3 separate regions of the Mus musculus genome follow, and regions 1 and 3 are each linked to region 2. The links are chromatin contacts, found by Hi-C or POLR2A ChIA-PET in ENCODE. All regions are on one chromosome and are shown on one strand. Each heading gives the region's core, a stretch centred on a gene start or an enhancer-like site at or near the end of the contact. The rest is flanking DNA. Distances are from core to core; before and after follow the strand shown. Region 1 holds the start of Dlg4 (discs large MAGUK scaffold protein 4). Region 2 holds the start of Ctdnep1 (CTD nuclear envelope phosphatase 1). Region 3 holds the start of Slc2a4 (solute carrier family 2 (facilitated glucose transporter), member 4).

Evidence for each region. A loop is a pair of places that touch in the nucleus more often than their neighbours do. ChIA-PET counts read pairs that join two places held with the same protein, here RNA polymerase II (POLR2A).
Region 1: a loop to region 2 is called in a map of heart, with 4 times the contacts of the local background. The contact joins the promoter of Dlg4 here to the promoter of Ctdnep1 in region 2. A Hi-C loop is called at or near these places in 1 of 37 maps with a recorded cell type or tissue (heart). POLR2A ChIA-PET finds 5 or more read pairs at or near these places in 4 of 5 experiments (Patski and embryonic stem cell).
Region 3: a loop to region 2 is called in a map of gastrocnemius, with 3 times the contacts of the local background. The contact joins the promoter of Slc2a4 here to the promoter of Ctdnep1 in region 2. A Hi-C loop is called at or near these places in 1 of 37 maps with a recorded cell type or tissue (gastrocnemius). POLR2A ChIA-PET finds 5 or more read pairs at or near these places in 4 of 5 experiments (Patski and embryonic stem cell).

What each region holds. Positions count from the first base shown.
Region 1 is chr11:70,015,931-70,018,630 of GRCm38, reverse strand. It overlaps Dlg4 (discs large MAGUK scaffold protein 4), which reads right to left and starts at 1,428. Exons shown (of 22, transcript NM_001370675.1): 1 at 1,398-1,428; 2 at 1,111-1,209; 3 at 805-845. The coding sequence starts at 1,416.
Region 2 is chr11:69,979,918-69,982,617 of GRCm38, reverse strand. Ctdnep1 (CTD nuclear envelope phosphatase 1) reads right to left here and starts at 1,450. Exons shown (of 8, transcript NM_026017.2): 1 at 1,033-1,450. The coding sequence starts at 1,134. Elp5 (elongator acetyltransferase complex subunit 5) reads left to right here and starts at 1,383. Exons shown (of 9, transcript NM_018740.2): 1 at 1,383-1,411; 2 at 2,056-2,404; 3 at 2,559-2,619. The coding sequence starts at 2,359.
Region 3 is chr11:69,946,823-69,949,522 of GRCm38, reverse strand. Slc2a4 (solute carrier family 2 (facilitated glucose transporter), member 4) reads left to right here and starts at 1,333. Exons shown (of 11, transcript NM_009204.2): 1 at 1,333-1,574. The coding sequence starts at 1,542.

The sequences.
Region 1 (2,700 bases), core at 179-2,678, 36 kb before region 2:
AGTTCTGGGGCTGGGGCATGAGCTGGGATGGGGGAGGGGAACTGGATTTCGGGAAGCCCCGGGGTATGCGGGGGTCTTGCCAAACGGCCAGGGGCTAGGGGCCGTGGCGGGGGAGTGGGGTGGGGGGGGTTGGAGATGGCAGCGGCCGATGTAGCCGCGGAGCCGAGGAGGGAAGGGGAGAGAGGAGGAGAGAGGAAGCAGGGGGAGGGAGGGAGGGAGCTAGGAGCCAGAATGGGGGGGGTGCCTTGGCAGTGTTAACTCCTTCACTGCTGGCAGGAACCCGGATAATGGGAAAGGAGCTAGAAGCACAAGCAGAGAGGCCCTACGGCAAACATGGAGACCTGGCTAACCTCGGTGATGACAGCAAAGATGAGGAGGATGGAATTCCTCCTTAGAGGAAAAAAGCCCACAGCTGGGAGGGGAGCATCCCTCCTTGGTTGAGTGCAGGAGGGAGGCCATAGCGTGGGGTAAGGGGTTGAGGGAGGGGCTGGCAGTAGAGAATCTTGGGGACCTAGTTCTCCCCTAGGAGTCACAGGAAGAAGTCTGAAAAGTAATTAAGTATGACCTGGACTTCCTGGTATTGAAATTGGGGCAATGCAAGAAAGGGGAGAAGAAAGGAGAAAGGGCATAGGGCTGGCTGCCCACAGACAGCACTGCTGGTGCCCCAACTCCTCAGTCAGTACTAGGGATCATGTTGCCTGGGCCCCTAAGTCTCAGTTTAGAATTAGAAGAATGTACTCTTGTCCCTCCAGTCCTGCCAGCTCAGGCAGTCAGGAAGCCAGGCACCCACCGTCATCACCTTACCTGACTCTCTGAGATACAAGCCTCATAATAGTCCAGGATGTCTGTCACAGGAACAGAATTAAGTCACCCTCCCAAATCCCGGGGCCCTCTGGCCACCCCTGCTACCCCTGGCTTCTGTGTGTCAAGAGAGGCTCCTCCGGCTAGGATGGATGCTGCTAGGAGGTACAGTGTGATGGCTCTATACAAGCGAGAGCCTGGACTAGATGCTCTGAGTATTTCCAACCAGCCTAGAACCTGTAATGCTTGACCCCATACCACAGGCCAGCCCTGTCCACTGTGGCCCCTCAGAACACCAGCCTTACTCACCCAGCAAGGCCTGGAAGAGATCACTGTGCAGCACTGTGAGGAGGGGAGGTGCCCACCGCAGTAGTGGGGGGGCCAGTAGCCAGAGGGCTGACCTGGGAGCTGGTAAAAAAGCAAGTGACAAAGGATCGAGACCAAGCCACTTACCCACTTAGTCATCTAAGGTTTCCCAGCCTTTGTCTTCTTTTTCCAGACACCATGGATAGATTCAGGAAGAGAAGGAGCCCCTGGGCCCCCATCCCAGATCCAGATCACCCCCTCAAAGACCCGGGTTGGTTTTTTTTTTTCACCTCTTGGTCTCTGGGACATCTCTCTTCTCTCGATTTAATCTCCCTAATCCGCCAAGATTGAAGTTGAGCTGCCTTCAGCCTACGCAGTTGTAGCTAGTAAAGTGGACAATCGGTCTAGATTCCATTCTTCCCCAGGTCACCAGGTAACACTTTGCTCCGCATAGTGTACCTTCCCAAATGCCAGGCATAATTTAGCTGCTTTTCTGTGAGTGGGAAAGAGGATTTTATCTAAGGCAGTCCCAGCAACCCAGAGTTAAGCTCTTTTTCTCCCCAGGCCTGACCATACTGAGAAGGGGTCGGGGGCAGTGACATGGCTCACTGAGTAAAGGAACTCACTGCCAAGCCTGTCATCAGGGACCCACATAAATGTGGAGAGAACTATTGGAAGTTGTCTTCTGATAAGGGCTTATGTGAGTGCACACTCGCATAAGCAGACTTTTAGATGAGGTTCAAGACAGCTCAGCAATCAGAGCATGCGTTGCTCTTAGGCAGAGGACTTGTGTTCAGTCTCCAGTGTCCACATACATGGCAGTGTACAGCTAACTGTATGTAATTCCAGTTGCAGGTGATCTAATGCCTTCTTCTGACCTTGGTGGGATATATATATATATATATATATATATATATATATACACACAAAACACTCATATATATAAAAATTTTAAAATAAACCTTTAAAGCCTAAAAAAAAAAAAAAAAAAGGGAGGGCTGGAGAGATGTCTCAGGGGTTAAAAGCACTGACTGCTCTTCCAGAGGCCCTGAGTTCAATACCCAGCAACCACATTGTGGCTCACAGCCATCTATAATGGGATCCGATGCCCTCTTCTGATGTGTCTGAGGACAGCTACAGTGTACTCACATACATAAATTAAAAAACAAACAAACAAAAAAACTAGCCTGGCAGTGGTGGCGCACACCTTTAATCCCAGTACTTGGGAAGGAGAGGCAGGCAGATTTCTGAGTTCAAGACCAGTCTTGTTTACAGAGTAAGTTCCAGGACAGTCAGGGCTACACAGAGAAACCCTGTCTCAGAAAAACAAACCACCACCAACAACAACAAAAACCATACAACACACACACGATGCATTTTGCTCTTCCAGAGGACCTTAGTTCTGTTCTCAGCAACCACGTCGGGAGACTCACAACTTCCCTCCAGCTCCACAGCTTCTGGTCTCTGTATCTATAGGCACTGCACCCATGTGCACACGCTAATATACAGACACACAGAGACACACATAAAGTTCTTTTTTAAAAAAAAGTATTCATTTCCTAAGACTTATGTATTTGGAGTCTTCACTCTAGC
Region 2 (2,700 bases), core at 201-2,700:
CAGAACCACCAAGGTCCTTCTGGGAATTCTGACCTGGGCTGCCAAAGCCTGCATGCTACTCAGTCATTTCCCCCCAGAATCTGACTTCAGGAGATTTACTCCAGAGGGCATGTTCATTAAGAAGTGATGGTAAGCCAGGCGTGATGGCGCACGCCTTTGATACCAGCACTGGGGAGGCAGAGGCAGGTGGATTTCTGAGTTCGAGGCCAGCCTGGTCTACAAAGTGAGTTCCAGGACAGCCAGGGCTGGGGGCAGGGGCGGCGGGGAGGAATGGTAGCTGAAACAATGTTTACCTTGGAGAAAAGCTTGAGGGAGAGAACCCAGAGATACCTGGGTTCATCCAAACAGTCTCTACACTCCAAGTATCCCTTCATAATCGCTAGAGTCGCCTGGAGAAACATGCCCACCTTCAGATGCAAGCTCTCCAGCTAACAGCCAGCTTGTCTAATGAGACACCCAACTTTAATGTGCATCTGACAACTAAAGATGCCTATTGGAAAAGCATCGTTTTCTGTCCCAGGGTCTTAATAATAAGCCCATACACACAAGCTAGAGAATTCCAGAGCCTTTTTGGAGGAGCTCCTTCACACCCAAGGCTTTTCCTCAAGTTCCAATTCCTGCTCCATATGCCCTTCTACCCACCCACACCACTGACAAAGGAGTCTGACTTTCAACAGGAGGGTCTTTCCAAAGCCCATATCAATAGTTCTGGCTACCAGCAAACAGGTGTTCCCGGCCTCTTCTTTCTTTAGCAACAACTCTAGCTTTCGTAAGGAGAGCACCATTCTAGCCCCCGAGAACTGCCAAATCCTATCCCATTTAGGCAGATTAAGAAAGAAAGCAAACCCAGTAAAAATCATGGTTCTTTTATTAAGGGCTGAACCTTGCTTAAAGGTGTCCTACTTCTCCAGCGGGTAAAGCTCTGGCCAAGGCTCCCTTCCTAGGCCCAAAGCAGAGGCCCAGCACTATCCAAAATTCCGCGAGCACCGCGGACAGAGGACCCCACCACTGGCAGCACCCAAGCAAACTCACCGTGCGGATCTGCCTCCGCAAAAGGTAAATAAAGAAGCTCCAGAGCTTGGCGGCGAAGGCCACGAACGTGCGCAGCCCCAGCAGACACTGCGTCCGCATCATCCCGATGACCCCGGCACCGCCGGCCCCGGGGCCCCCGCGGCCCAGCTCCGCCAGCCCCCCGGGGGCAGCCCCCCGCCGCAGGGAGGGGGAACGGGGGCCCCGAGCGGCAGGAGAGGCTGCAGAGATGAGCACGGAGTGGGTGGCTTAGAAAGCCACCCCCAGCGAAGGGAAAGCCCAGCGGAACCGGGAACTGGGGGACTGGCGTGGGCAGCCCGCGGGGGCCCACATGAGCGGGAAGTGGCACCGACGACTTCGCGTGGGCTGCAGGCCGAAACAGGTCGGGCTAGGACAGGGTCCTCTGAGACCAGGAGGGAAGGGGATGGAGAATTGGGGGAGGGGGCAGTGGGGGAGGGGGCTAGGGAAAAGGGAGGGAGGGAGATGGGAGGGGAAGGGGGAAGCGAAGGGTGGCCTTCTGCGCAGGCGCGCTAGGGGTCTGCCCCGGGAAGGGGGCGGGCGGGGGCGGCGGCGGCGCGCGGTGGGCCGCGGCGATTCTCGGGGGCCCCCTGGGCGCAGGAGCTGGGGAGGAGGGGGAGGGGGAGCCGAAGGGCACGGATCGCTGGGCCGGAGTGGCCTCCCCCTCCCCGAGGTCAGGATCGCTTAGCCGCTGAGGAGCGGGGCTGCAGCCTCTGCAGCTAGGCTTCCCACTCTGACAGGCGCCATTTTACCGCCCAAAGGGCTCCCTCCTCTCTTCCCTCCTCCTCTTCCCCTCTGACATTACTTCCGGTAGTGACGTGTATTCACTTCCCCGGGATTGCTGTTTCCCTCAATTCATTCTGAGGAGGGAGGGGAAAGTTAAGGAAAGCTCTCTGCTCTGACCCCGGGGTGCAGCGTTACGCACGCGCACTAGGTTACTGCGGGGCGGGACCTGGAGAGAAGCCAGGCGCCGTGTGGGCGGGGCCGAGTGACATCATTTATTCCCAGGTTCGAACCTTCTTCGGGATTGGAGCTCGTGAGACCTCTGTCCTTGTCCCCATCCCACTGATAACTGTTCCAACGGCCCTTCTGGCTCCAGTCATGGTGCAAGAGTAGATTAAGGATGTTGTCTCTAGGACTGTGTACAGAGACTCTGGAGCGGCCCCTCCGTGTAAGCCCCCTGAGAATACGGAGCATAAAAAAACCAGGCTCCTCTTTCCGGACTTTGCGGTCCTTTAAGGTTGGAAGCAATCGTAAGTGCCCCGCCTCCTCGGTGGTGACGACATCAGAAGGCGTCCTGAGGCGTCAGAGATGCTGGACTCGTTGTTGGCCATCGGTGGTTTGGTGCTTTTGCGAGGTGAGGGATCAAGGCATGCGGTGGTAGCCTTGGGCTTGGCTGAAGGAGCGGGAGCCTGGAGGACCCGCTGGGGATGGATACCCAGCTAGGGGTGGAAGTCGTGGTCGGAGCCCTGAGGGCTCAGTAGGTCTCACCCATCCTTGGCTCTCCCCAGATTCCGTGGAGTGGGAAGGGCGTAGTCTCCTGAAGGCTCTTATCAAGAAATCTGCACTTCGGTGAGTTAGCCCACAGTTTCTCCTCTCCTTCCCGGAAAGGGAGCCGGTACCCCCACTCTTCAATATATTTCCTTCATCTCT
Region 3 (2,700 bases), core at 84-2,583, 33 kb after region 2:
CTGGGAATCAAACCTGATTCTGGAAGAGCAGTCAATGCTTTTATCTGCTGAGCCATCTTTCTTGCCCCTCCACCCTCCTCTTCAGGGAAGAGGAGAAGCAAGAAAAGCAGTCATGACAGGATAGTCCAGAATAAAGTGGTAGTGGTACGGATGAAGAAAACCAATGTGCAAGAGAAGTCAAAACACCAACATTGAGAAGACACCATGAAAGTGACTGGTTAGCTCCTTGGGAAAAGGAACTTGAAGGAGGTCCATACTTGTACGTGTTCGTCATATAAACGGTACCATTCTGGCGGCAGCTAGACTCAGGTCTGGCGTTCCATAGAGGGCTGGGTTGTAGGTTATTGAGCTCTCAGGGGAAGGGTTAATAGAAGAGAGCCACCCCAGAAGTTAGCTACCCTGGTGCAATCCACTAAGGTTCCTCGCTCTCCCTCTAGGTGGCGCCAGAAGCCTTGCACTTCTCTTGGGCCTTTTTCTGAATTGAGCTCTCTCTCCACATTCTTCGCCAGCTCTCTCCCTGGACGTGCTTAGGTCGTGCCCTCTCAGCTGTAGACCCAAAACAGTAGCTGACTCTGGAAAGCTTGTCGCCCACGCGGCCAGCACATGCCTGGAGGCTCAGGGACTTCAGGGAGGGTGGTGTGACTGGCGTGAGCACCTGTCCCTTGGGTCCCCTCCAAGAACCAGTGTAGAGACTATGTGGAGGGGATGGGCCAGTAGGCAGCGCGCCGCCCAGAGATGCGTGGAAAGAAAGGACGATCAGGCATGGTCTCCAGATACACTAGGAACGGAAGTTATTGGTCCCTTGGATCATCTCCTCGTGGGAAGCGTGTCGCGGACCCTTTAAGGCTCCATCTCCTTTGCCCTCCCCCGCCTGGGACAGGCTGGGACACCCGGGACCTGACATTTGGCGGAGCCTAACGTGGGAACTAAAAATAGCCACTCCGGGTTACTTCGGGGCATACACACATACACACACACACACACACACACACACGCGGGCTCTATGTCATCCTGCTGGAGTTACCCCGTACCCTGGCAAGTACATGTAGCCCATACCCTCCTCTTCGACCTTTCAGGGGGACCAGCTGCACTCAATTCTTTCAGAAATTTCGCAGTCCAAGATTTTGGATGGCGGGAAGAGCCTTTTGTTCCAAGGACCCTACTTTGAAAACTCAGAAGCAGGCGGGAACCTTAGGGGCGTGTCTCCCCAGCCAGCACTAGGGCTAGGGGTGGGGGCGTGGCCTTTTGGGGTGTGCGGGCTCCTGGCCAATGGGTGTTGTGAAGGGCGTGTCCTATGGCGGGGCGGGAGTGGGGAGGTGGCTTCAGCTCTCCGCATCTTTCCCCCTCAAGCGGGTCTCACTAGATCCCGGAGAGCCTTGGTGCTCTCCGGTTCCGTGGGTTGTGGCAGTGAGTCCCACCAGACCCGCCCTTTGCACACGGCTTCCGAACGCCGGGGTCTCGTGCCGGCCAGGCCCGGACCCTATACCCTATTCATTTTTTTCTTATTGCAGCGCCTGAGTCTTTTCTTCTTTTAAAACAAGATGCCGTCGGGTTTCCAGCAGATCGGCTCTGACGTAAGGTTCAGCATACCGGGGCGAATTGGGAAATCTGGTCCAGTTTTTCTTGGGCTGAGTTTGGGGTTGGGGTCAGCTAGGAGGCGGTTCTTGCGCAGGCGCAGGGGTTGGAGATGGGGGGCTGGCTATTTATATTCAGCCTAGACAACCCGTGACTGTCAAATTCCAATCCCGCCAAGAGACAGAGTGGGTCCGAGAGACTCTTTACGCGCCCAGGCTGAGAGACTGGATTCTCGGGAATCCAGAACTTGTCTCCTAGCCTACTGTGCACTGCATGGGGTGACACTCTGCCCACGACTCTATTTGGAATGGTAGATCCAGAGTCTCGCCTTCCCTTCCCGGAGCTGTTCAGATTTACGGTGTTTCTAGGACCCGAGCACTTCGGGGGCCCCACCCCCACTGCTGGCTGTCTTCCAGGAGGCTGAACTTTCTCTCGGCCTTGCGGTGGGTGGAGGGGCAGAGGGGAGTGTCAGCCCCCCCCCCCAGCTCAGGTTTCCTCTTGGAGACAGACTGTGCCGCCAGCAGTAGCCACCACTGCCACCGCCCCTCACACCACTCACTACCATCCCTCCTCTTCCCCTGGGCATGGCTCTCTCTCCCTGCTAAAATCCCCCCTCACATCCCCGAGTACTTGGTCCCAGTTTAGGAGCTGAGGGTTGGCTAGGCCTAGACCTAAAAGGCTACCCCAAAGCAATGACCCAGACGCCCTTTCTGGACTAGCCATTCTTGGGCCTGTTTACGGCCTACTGGAGCAAGCTGAGAGAACTTCCAGAAGGAAGAGACAAGGGCTAGAGGTGATGTTAAAACATTATTTATATTAGTTTATAAAACAGGCACTGTCTGGGATACTGTTATAGTTGATTTTGATTTTTCAAGTGTTTTCACAGACTGACAGGTAGCCGAGGGAGGCAATATCACCTGACAGAAGAGGAAATCCAGGTTCAGTTTAGAGTGGGGAAGTGACTTACCCAAGGTCACACAAGTCTTGAGTCTGTCTCAAGGTCACAGGGGAATTTTGAGGTCCAGATCCTCAAACTTTTGCCTGTGGTGTGGACACAGAGATCGGTTTTTTCCTACATGCCCAGGTTCCTGTGGCGTTCTGTTTACAGTGAGATCTTTGTACAAT